Regions from separate parts of the Homo sapiens genome. Here region 1 is linked to region 2. A link is a contact called in ENCODE Hi-C data. All regions are on one chromosome and are shown on one strand. The core of a region is the stretch at or near the end of the contact, and the rest is flanking DNA. Distances in the headings are between cores, read along the strand shown. Region 1 overlaps DLGAP1 (DLG associated protein 1). Region 2 holds the start of LPIN2-AS2 (LPIN2 antisense RNA 2).

Evidence for each region. A loop is a pair of places that touch in the nucleus more often than their neighbours do. Pooled maps may share reads with other maps.
Region 1: a map with no recorded cell type shows a loop between it and region 2 (3-fold over the local background). The contact joins the enhancer-like site here to the promoter of LPIN2-AS2 in region 2. A Hi-C loop is called at or near these places in 3 of 37 single-sample maps with no recorded cell type and 2 of 50 pooled maps.

The regions. Positions count from the first base shown.
Region 1 is chr18:3,524,287-3,529,234 of GRCh38, reverse strand. The region is part of intron 10 of DLGAP1 (DLG associated protein 1); the gene reads left to right. Among named protein-coding and RNA genes, the nearest start is that of GAPLINC, 61 kb to the right of the region's middle. RefSeq lists a silencer at 2,270-2,564 and an enhancer at 2,328-3,072. Within about 2 kb of position 2,459, at least 5 of the 41 ENCODE cell types and tissues checked have a DNase peak (open chromatin) inside an H3K27ac peak, as active enhancers do.
Region 2 is chr18:2,965,690-2,970,173 of GRCh38, reverse strand. LPIN2-AS2 (LPIN2 antisense RNA 2) reads right to left here and starts at 3,174. Exons shown (of 3, transcript XR_001753322.2): 1 at 3,132-3,174; 2 at 2,505-2,602; 3 at 65-146. The region is part of intron 1 of LPIN2 (lipin 2); the gene reads left to right.

The DNA.
Region 1 (4,948 bases), core at 1,210-3,709, 560 kb before region 2:
AGCGTAGTAACCCTATTCATGAGGACTCTGCCCCTGTGACCAACTCACCTCCTATAGGCCCCCTGTCTTACTATTTATACATTGGTAATTAGGTTTCAACATATGAGTTTTAGAGGAGCACAGACATTCAGACCATAGCAAGTAACTAACAGTTCTTGTTGCCAAAAGCTGGAAAGGTGTTCCCGTGACAGATGATGAGCTCTTCTGATCAGGACAAGGATGTGGAAGAGAGAGATGGGCACCTGCCACAGAAGTGATGGAAAGCACTTCCGTGTGGGACAGGTGGCTAGTCCAGATGAACCTTGTGTGTCCTGTCTCATTCTTAAGACACAGTTCCATTCCACAAACACTTGAAGGCTTTCTCTATTTTTTCATACTTTGAGAGACACGAAATAGGAGCTTCAAACTACTGGGATTCCAAAATTCTAGTCAGTGCCGTGGCAAACCCTGCGCCCAGGACAGAGTCACCAATTTCAAATGCGGCCAATCCAGATCAGGGAGAATTGGACCATAAAGCAGTAGCAACCCTCTCCAGGAAGAAGGGAAAATATCAGTGCATGAAAGAATATTCATCTTGCCCTCACAATACCCCTGACGATGGCCTAGAGACTTTGACAGGTGCTGTTTTATTTGCCCTCACAACAGTTCTCTGGCAGTATCTTGTCCAAGGTCACAGAAAACAGAAGTGTCTGATAGAACAGATACACATGAATAACATTTGACAAGATAATGATACTTTGCGTTGCCTGGCACTGTCCTCCTTAAAGCCCGCCATGCAGATCTGTCCCTGACTCCTTGGCAAGCACCACTCTGTTCTGATAACTGGGCCTAGAGTTGCAGAGGGCCTTTGTTTCACCAATTCTCTGACTTAACCTTTTCTTTTTTTGTAAGAGGGGCGGTAAGGAAGAGAGGCCAATCCCACTTGGCAGGCATAGCCAAATTCTAAGCAACCAGCTTTTGTTTGTTTTAATTCTGTGCACACCAGAAAAATAGCTTCGATAAATGGGTCAAGTACAGATACCTCTATCCCTTGGCCAAGCCAAGGGATGTTTCAGACCTGCAGAAGGAGGGCCTCTCTTCAGGGTGCCTGACAAACGTGGTGCCATAACAAAATCCCCCCAGGAGATCTGGTCTTGAAGTCATCATGAAAAGATAAATAGGATAGAGGGAAAAAACGGAAGATTCTAATCACGCAATTTATTTTGTGGGGTACCAGAATTATCCCAATTTTTAAATATTTTAAAATGTTTGGTGAATGTACATAATGCCTCCGAATGGTACACTTCACTGTGGTTAAAATGGCAAATCTTATGTCTATTTTATCACAATTTTAAAATACCCCCACTGGGCGTGGTGGCTCCTGCCTGTAATCCCAGAACTTTGGGAGGCCATGCCATGAGGATCGCTTGAGCCCAGGAGTCCAAGATTGGCCTGGGCAACAGAGACCCTATCTCTACAAAAATATATATTTTTTTAATTAGGCAGGCTTGGTGGCATGCACCTGTGGTCCCAGCTACTCATGAGGCTGAGGTGAGAGCATTGCTTGAGCCCAGGAGGTCGAGGCTACAGTGAGCCGTGATCGTGCCACTGCACTCCAGCCTGGGAGACAGAGGGAGACTCTGTCTCAAACAAACAAAAAACAACAAACACAAAACAAAACAAAAAAAACTAAAAAAACAAAAACTCAGAAATAGGCAGCAGCAGCTAAAGATAAGCAGAACAACCATGTTCATGTTCATATTCATGTAAGAATGTATTTTGTTAATTGACTCCCTGAATTCAAAATACAGTGCATCCATGGCAAAAAAAAAAAAAAAAAAAAAAGTTTGGAAAATAACCTGTTTACTCACTGGAAATTTGAGGTTCAGATATTGCATGTGGGGTAGTTGTAATCATCTTTCTCTATTAGAGAGTTGAAGAAGAAAGAGTCTATCTAATTTTAAATAGTTATTTAGTTATTAATTATTTTGTGATGTCATTATGCTAATTGTGACAGCTGCTTTTGGCCTCACAGGGCTGGAAAACACCTTCCTAGTTCACCTGAAACTGACTAAATGTGGGTAACAAAAGGCAGACCGAAAACAAGCATTTGGAGTAGCCAGGAGCCTCAAGCTATCTTTTGAACAGTGTAACTATACATTCTTTGGGTGCCTGGAGTTACTGTTTTCCCTGATAAATGCAAAGCAGAGCAAAGACTTTAGTTCTTGTTTTAAACCTTCAACCCCAACCGTCGACAGTACCTTTTTTTTTTTGGCTTGATAATAAAATAATGAAACTGCAGTGAGTGAGGTTTCCTCCAAGCCAAGACAGCTGACAGAATGCTTGTTCCCGCAGCACTTGAAGTAAAATGATACGAGCTCTTCTCAGACAATGAAGCCCTTGTGTGAAACAGCTGTCTCAGGGAGATGGCTCAGTGCTATTTGACAGTGGCTTGTATGTTACATAGATACGTCTGGTATTATCTAACCGGGGATGAAACGACCAGATGGAGCTGAATGCCTCCAACTAGGAATGCAGTCTACCACTGTGGGGAAAGAACATAGGCTCAGGTTTCAATGGCCCTAAGATGAAATACCGGTGATTGTACTTCTAAATCTGTCTTTGCCTTCTGAATTGTAGACAACAAATACGTGGAATTTTCAGGCTTTATCTGAAACAAACTGATAAACCTAGAGCATGTGCCGGAGGCAGATTAATTCTTCCACTTTAATTTTGCCTGGTAATAGCATCCAAGCTAGTGAAACTTGGCCTTCAGTCCCCTAGAAGGCTTGGGACCCTTGGCAGCGAATGCGGGGCTGGTAATGACACCTGAAATGGGGTTTGCCTGGTTTCAGGTTTGGTTACGGAAACTGTGCACAGTCATTGTGATGGTCTATCGGTGCCATCACCCAGGGTTTATCCGCCTGGGATTGCCTCTGCTGTGTCTCTGCGGCCTGTGAAACAGTGGGTGGCAGACAAAGCTGTATCTGTGAGTTCTGCAATTCATCTGCCTCCAGCCCGTGTGTGTTTCTAAGTGGGGAGCAATGGCTGCATTCTAGCCTAGCTCCTTTCTGTTTTATTCTCATCTAACTCTTGCAATGAACCCTCAAAAGGTCCCTCCCACTCCACCACACACACAGACACACATACTTGCATGTCTCTTTTTGTAAGCTCCAGACAACCTGAAATTAGTGACCGCAGAGGAAGTGGCAGTAATGAAAAGGAAATCGGCTGTAATGTGCCATATGTTTAACCTTGAGAATGCTCCATTCATGCCGCTTTGCACAGCGCTGGTGCCAGAAGGCCATTAGACACCATCCTTTTGTGGATGTGCTTCTTGAGGGTGGTGTCTCCCAGCTCAGGAGGGCACGAAAGCATGAAGAGGTGAAGTGATGTGGTTAATTGGGGGCAGAACTGGGCCTGGAAACAGATCTGTTCCTAGGCCAGTGGTGTTTCTGTCATTCCAGAGATGGCAAAGAGAGGGACTGGCTCACGGAGCAAGACCTCCTATCATTTTCTCCAATAACTGTTTCTGTGAAATATAAATGCAATGGACTGGTGGGGCGCAGTGGCTCATGCCTATAATCCCAGCACTTTGGGAGGCCGAGGCAGGCAGATCACGAGGTCAGGAGTTGGAGACCAGCCTGGCCAACATGGTTGAAACTCCGTCTCTACTAAAAATACAAAAATTAGCTGGGCTTGGTGGTGCATGCATGTAATCCCAGCTACTCGGGAGGCTGAGGAAGGAGAACTGCTTGAACCCAGGAGGTGGAGGTTGCAGTGAGCCGAGATCACGCCACTGCACTCCAGCCTGGGTGACAGAGCAAAACTCCATGTCGAAAATAAATTAAAAAATAAATGCAATAAATGCAATGGACTTCAAATAAAATATACAGTTTTTTTCATTTAGATTACCTAGGGAAATAGAAACTAATTTCATTTCATCCAACTTTCAAAGGCTCAAAACTGTCTTTATCTATATGATGTATATGATGCTACCATTTCGTGGCTGATATAAGTCAAGATATTGATCCAAAGAATGACCATCTTCTACGAGTAAGGCTCCTGGAGGGGTTGGAACTGGGAAAAAAAAATTAAAATTAGCTGAGTTTTTGAAAAACTTGCTCTTTAAAAACAAAATAATGTTGTTGATTTTTTTTTTTTTCCCCCAGAACACTGTGGAAACTCTGGTGTTAGTCTATGGGAAAACTTCTACTAGAGAATCCATTCTTTATTCATTAGCCACCAAGTTTCAGCTAAAAACAAAACAAAACAAAAAAAGCACTGTTGTGCAATGCAGATCAGCAACTGCCAGTCAGGAATGAAACAGATCCACGTTTTCTATGGAGACGTTTTGTTGATGGCAGCTCCGGATCACAAGTGTGTCTGAGAAGCAGCTGCTGGGCAGTAGGTTGGGGAAATTTTTGCCGCAAGGACACACTCGTAAATGAGAATGTCTCCACATGGATAATCCCAATGCCATGAAATCACACAGACTCAGAATGACAAATCCACATGACTTTCATTTATTTATTTATTGAGACAGGGTCTCACAATGTTACCCAGTCTGGTCTTGAACTCCTAGGTTCAAGCGATCTGCCTGCCTCAGCCACTCAAAGTGCTGGGATTATAGGCAAGAGCCACTGTGCCTACCTGACTCGATATTTTTGAAATAAATTTTGTGTATATTTGAGGTTTATATGCTATTGAATACAGATAGAAAGTAAGTTGGTGACTATTATGAAGCAAATTAACATATCTGTCATCTCACATAGTTACTTTTTTTGTGAAAGAGCAGCTAAAGTCTACTTATTCCACAAGACGCCCTAATACAAGATAATTTTACTTAGCATAAGGTCCTCCAGTCCATCTATGTTGTGGCAAATGGCAGGAGCTCCTTCTTTTTTAGGGCTGAATAATATTCACTATATATATGTGGTATATATATACCACAATTTCTTTCTTTCTT
Region 2 (4,484 bases), core at 1,925-4,424:
AATATTGAATCAGAAAATCCCCTCTTCTTACGTATCCCAAAGGTTGATATTGAGTAATATTTGGTTGTAATTGTGGAAGGGGTCCTTAGGCAAGCAGTCTTCCCAGGCCAGAATTTCTGAGTTTTTTCACAGAAGCACTGCCAGTTCTAGAATTTAAGTATCATAAAACAGTCAGGTCAGCTGTCATTAAAATGTCTAAAATTCTATTACTATCTATTGCTTCCACTTCTGATCCACACTTATCAGACCTTGACATCTTTATACGACAGGATGTGAACTTGAGCCCATAACAACTTAGTCTTCATAACAAACTTAATCAGGCTTAAGAGGAGAAAGTTCTTGCAACAGAGCCTAGAGTTAGTTCCCAAACTTGGGTGTCTGTCAGAATCGTGGGTAACAGATTTTTAAGACCTCATTTCCAGCTTTTTATGTAGTAGGTCTGGGTTGGGGTTCATGAGCGTGTATTTGTTTTTATCCCCCTTTCCCGTATTTTTCATGAATGAACCTACATTCTTAAGCACCAAAACTTGCTTCTATTGCAGGCAGTCCAAGGACCACTCTTTGAGAAATACTGACCTAGAGTGTGCTCCTTGCCAGTTTTCCTCATTTAGTGGGGAAAAAGAAGTTAGATATAAAAACCTCCCTGACTGCGACTTCAAACAGTGGAGGTGATGGGGTTGCTCTGATTTAGAAAGACAGAGTTTGTGATCTACGGGGAATTGACTAGAACCTCAGATCCTCCAAAGCACACCTCATCCTGGCTAAATCTCATTCTCTCAGGAGGGAGTCCTCTGAGGCCCAACACCAGCTCAGAACGATTCAAAAACTCCCCTGTACTTTTTCTCTGTAAAAGACAAAGGACAGGACAATTCCCAAGGCTCAGAGCCTTTGTGTAGTCAGTTTTCTGTTGAACTGATTTTGGAAGTAGCACAAAGTAGCAAGAGCTCTTACTTTTACATGGAACTATGCTTCCCTAACCTGGCTCATCTTCATAATTAGTTCTTAAGCTTTAAAACAGTCAGAAATTTGCATTTTTTAAAACCACCCAGAATGATTTTCATGTACACAAACTTTTGAAGCAGTGTGGTAGTAAGTAGTGTTCTTTAAGTTCAACCTTGATAGGAAGTTCCCCACCAGGTCTACTCTTTTTATTTCCATATCTCTAAGTTGGTTCATGCAACAGTCATCAAGACTAACTGATTCTCAGCTCCCTGTGTGTGTCTCTTCTACCATAGAGCTGTGCAGTCTCTTGCCTGAATTTGTTGTGGTGACTTCTGGAGTAGTCTCTCTGCCTTTAGCTACCTCTTCTCTAGTTCATCCTCCCCCTGTGACCTAATCCTGTCGCTTCCCTGAACAGAAGAAGCACTGATTGCACCCATTGCCCACATGATAAACTTGCACAGGGTCAAAGGCCTTGTGGCATCTCACTCTTGTCCCTCAAACTTAGCACACTTTCCCATAAGCTGTTCTCTCTGCCTGGGACTGCCCACTGGGAACCTTCCTTCCTTAATCTGTTCAGCCCTTTACACATACTTGCACTTCTAGAACAAATATTTTCTGCTGCTTGAAGCCTTACCTAACTCTCCCAAGTAGATTTTTTCTCTTTTTGTTCTCTAGTCTTCCTAACAGTCTCCCAAATAGCATTATCATAAGGGATTATATAAGACAGTATTTGTTATATCTCTTTCAAGAACCAAGGTCCTCTGAGAGAGGATGAGGGCAGAATTTTGTTTATCTTCATAAGGACTTACTGTAGTGACTGGCATGAAATAGGTGCTTAATTTTGACTGTGTGAAAACTGAACTGTACCAGAAACAGGCCAGTATAATGGGCATCTTTTTTTGTGATTGTTTCTGAGTTAAACCTGTAGGAGGATTACATCGAGAGGCCTTTCCCGGGTAAGGCTTCTTCCAGATTTCCTTTTTCATTGTGATGAAAAAGCTGTCTGGATACTCGGTGTATTCAGGAAGTTTGCTGGGAGGCACTGGGTTTTCGTTTACAGAGTCTGTACAGGGACTAAATCGTCCTAGAAATGAAGGAGAACACTTTGACCAGTCGCCCTACACTGCTGGGGCAGCAGGAGACCCGCTGTGTTCTTGAGGAGACATTTGGGGCTCTTTCTCCACTGAAGGTCTAGGAGCGGTGAGTGTTAGAGGCTCAGCTGTCAGCACTTCTCATGGGCCATCTTAGCTTCAGGAAGACCGCATGGGCTTTAATGAACCATCTGTTTTGTGCTCCTGGGGGGTAGGCCAGGTTGTTCTTGTGCGGCTGCTATTTTCTATTTCTTGTTTTATAAAGTGAGAATTTAAAGATAGCTAATATAAAATAATACAAAACTAAAGAAACAAATTGGCATTCTACTATGACGGGGAAAAGAAATAACCAGGAAGTACAAAGTAAGGCATTTGCTTGAATTTAAATGTCTGAGAACAGCTTCCCTCGGAAAGGCTGGATTCCCCGTCAGGGCTTGGCGTCGGGAGTCTGTGGCCCTGCTTTCAACTTACCCTAGACTGCGCTGTGTTGTATACTCTTCCTTTCTTCTGTCTAGCTAAGTTGTAACCTCCTTTCGTTCTTTGTAATCCCTTAGCATCTGGTGGGCACACTGTAAATGTTTTGTAAAATGTTGACTCAGTTAAGCACCTACACGATGTGGGCAAGCCCCTGGGGGACTGTCACCCCCTGCCCTCCCTGACCGGGGAGAAGCTTGCGGCAGCTGCTGCGTGGGTACCTTTGCGTTTCATCACTTACTTTTGGGGGGAAGTTTTTACCATCCAGAATCCCCCCCAGATTCATATTGGCCACCTCTAGGTTACTCTGGGATTCTTTGAGAAAACCATAGGGATTTAGTATAACCTGAGTTCAGCCCTCAGATTTTTTTTGCCCTCAGGGACACCACATGACCTTGAGACCCAATGATTTAAGCCATGGGTCAGAGGTAGTGGAGAAAGTTGGGACCCTGAGTATAGGTAGAACTGGGTTCTAGTGAATAGTAGACACCTCTTATCTCAATCTCAAATTTAAAATGAAATTAATAATGCCTGCTAGCATAACCCACATTCTCTTTTTGAAAATCAAATGAGGTATGTTTGAGGAAGTTCTTGAAAAATATTACATGCTAATCAAATGCAAACCGTAATCATGGGTGTCCTGAAGGAGTTTGGTCCAGGAGCACAGGGGCAAGCTGGAATGTTTACCTACATCCTAGGTAACAGTGTCCTGTTGTCTATTTCCTGAAGCATCTGGTGTCTCTCTTCCCTCCTAGCATACTCCTCATGTCCATGAGCAGAAAGTTAGCTGCAATGGCATGTTCTTTGGTAAAAGCTGTTTTAACCTCTGTCCGTAAGCCTCATGACATGTGGCGCTCCCAGGAGTCTGCTTTGTAACACTGGACCATGGTCCAGCGGGAGGGTTAATAGTAGTGGTGTGAGGAGACTTGGAGGGTAAGTATGGCTTCTTTGGATTCCCTGTAATCATTTCATCTTTAAGTAGTCAAGTCGCATTAAGTAAAAATGATACTCAGATTGCTGAAAGCAGCCCACTTGCAGTAAGAAATCTGGAGGCTTCATGAAGGCTTTTATCATGTTTACTTAGAGCATTTCTGTTACTTAGAGATGCAATTAAGGGCTTAGGTTCTAGGCTCATACTTGAGTTTGAATATTAACTCTGCCACTTAATAGTGTGCTGACCTTGGATATTTCTGAACCCGAGTTTCCACATATAAATGGGAATACCAAATCCATGGGTATCTGTGAAGACTACATGAGATAACATACAGGTTAACATAGCACTTGACACATGAGAGACGTGTAACAAGTTTAGTTGTGTGTTCGTTGGTAGTAGTACTAACAATACTAGTACCGATTAGATATTTGGAGATAAACTTAAGAAACAGATTTTGAAACACTTAAAATAGTGGTTTAGAATGTATCCATTTTGAGGCCAGTCGTGGTGGCTCACACTTGTAATCTCAACATTTCGGGAAGCCAAGGCAGGTGGATTGCTTGAGCCCAGGAGTTCAAGACCAACCTGGGCAACATGGCAAAACCCCGTCTCTACAAAAAAATACAAGAATTAGCTGGGCATGGTAGCACATTCCTGTAGTCCCAGCTTCTCCGGAGGCCAAGGTGGGAGCATCGCTTGAGCCCAGGAGGCTGAGGTTACAGTGAGCAGAGATCGCACCATTGCAGTCCAGCCTGGGCAACACAGTGAAACCCTGTCTCAAAATGAAAATAAAAGTAAATAGAATGTGTCCATTTTGTGCTGATAATTTATGAATTTTTTTTATTGTTTTTAAACTACCTTTTATCTCTGATTACTCTTTTCCTTAACAAAAGTTATTTTTGATTGAACACATCAAATAATTGAAATAATTTTAAGCAGTTTTTGTAGGAGGGGGATTGGTATTTGAACCTATTTACTGATGCTTTTTTTTTTTTTTTTTTGAGATTGGGAGTCTCACTCTGTCACCCAGGCTGGAGTGCAGT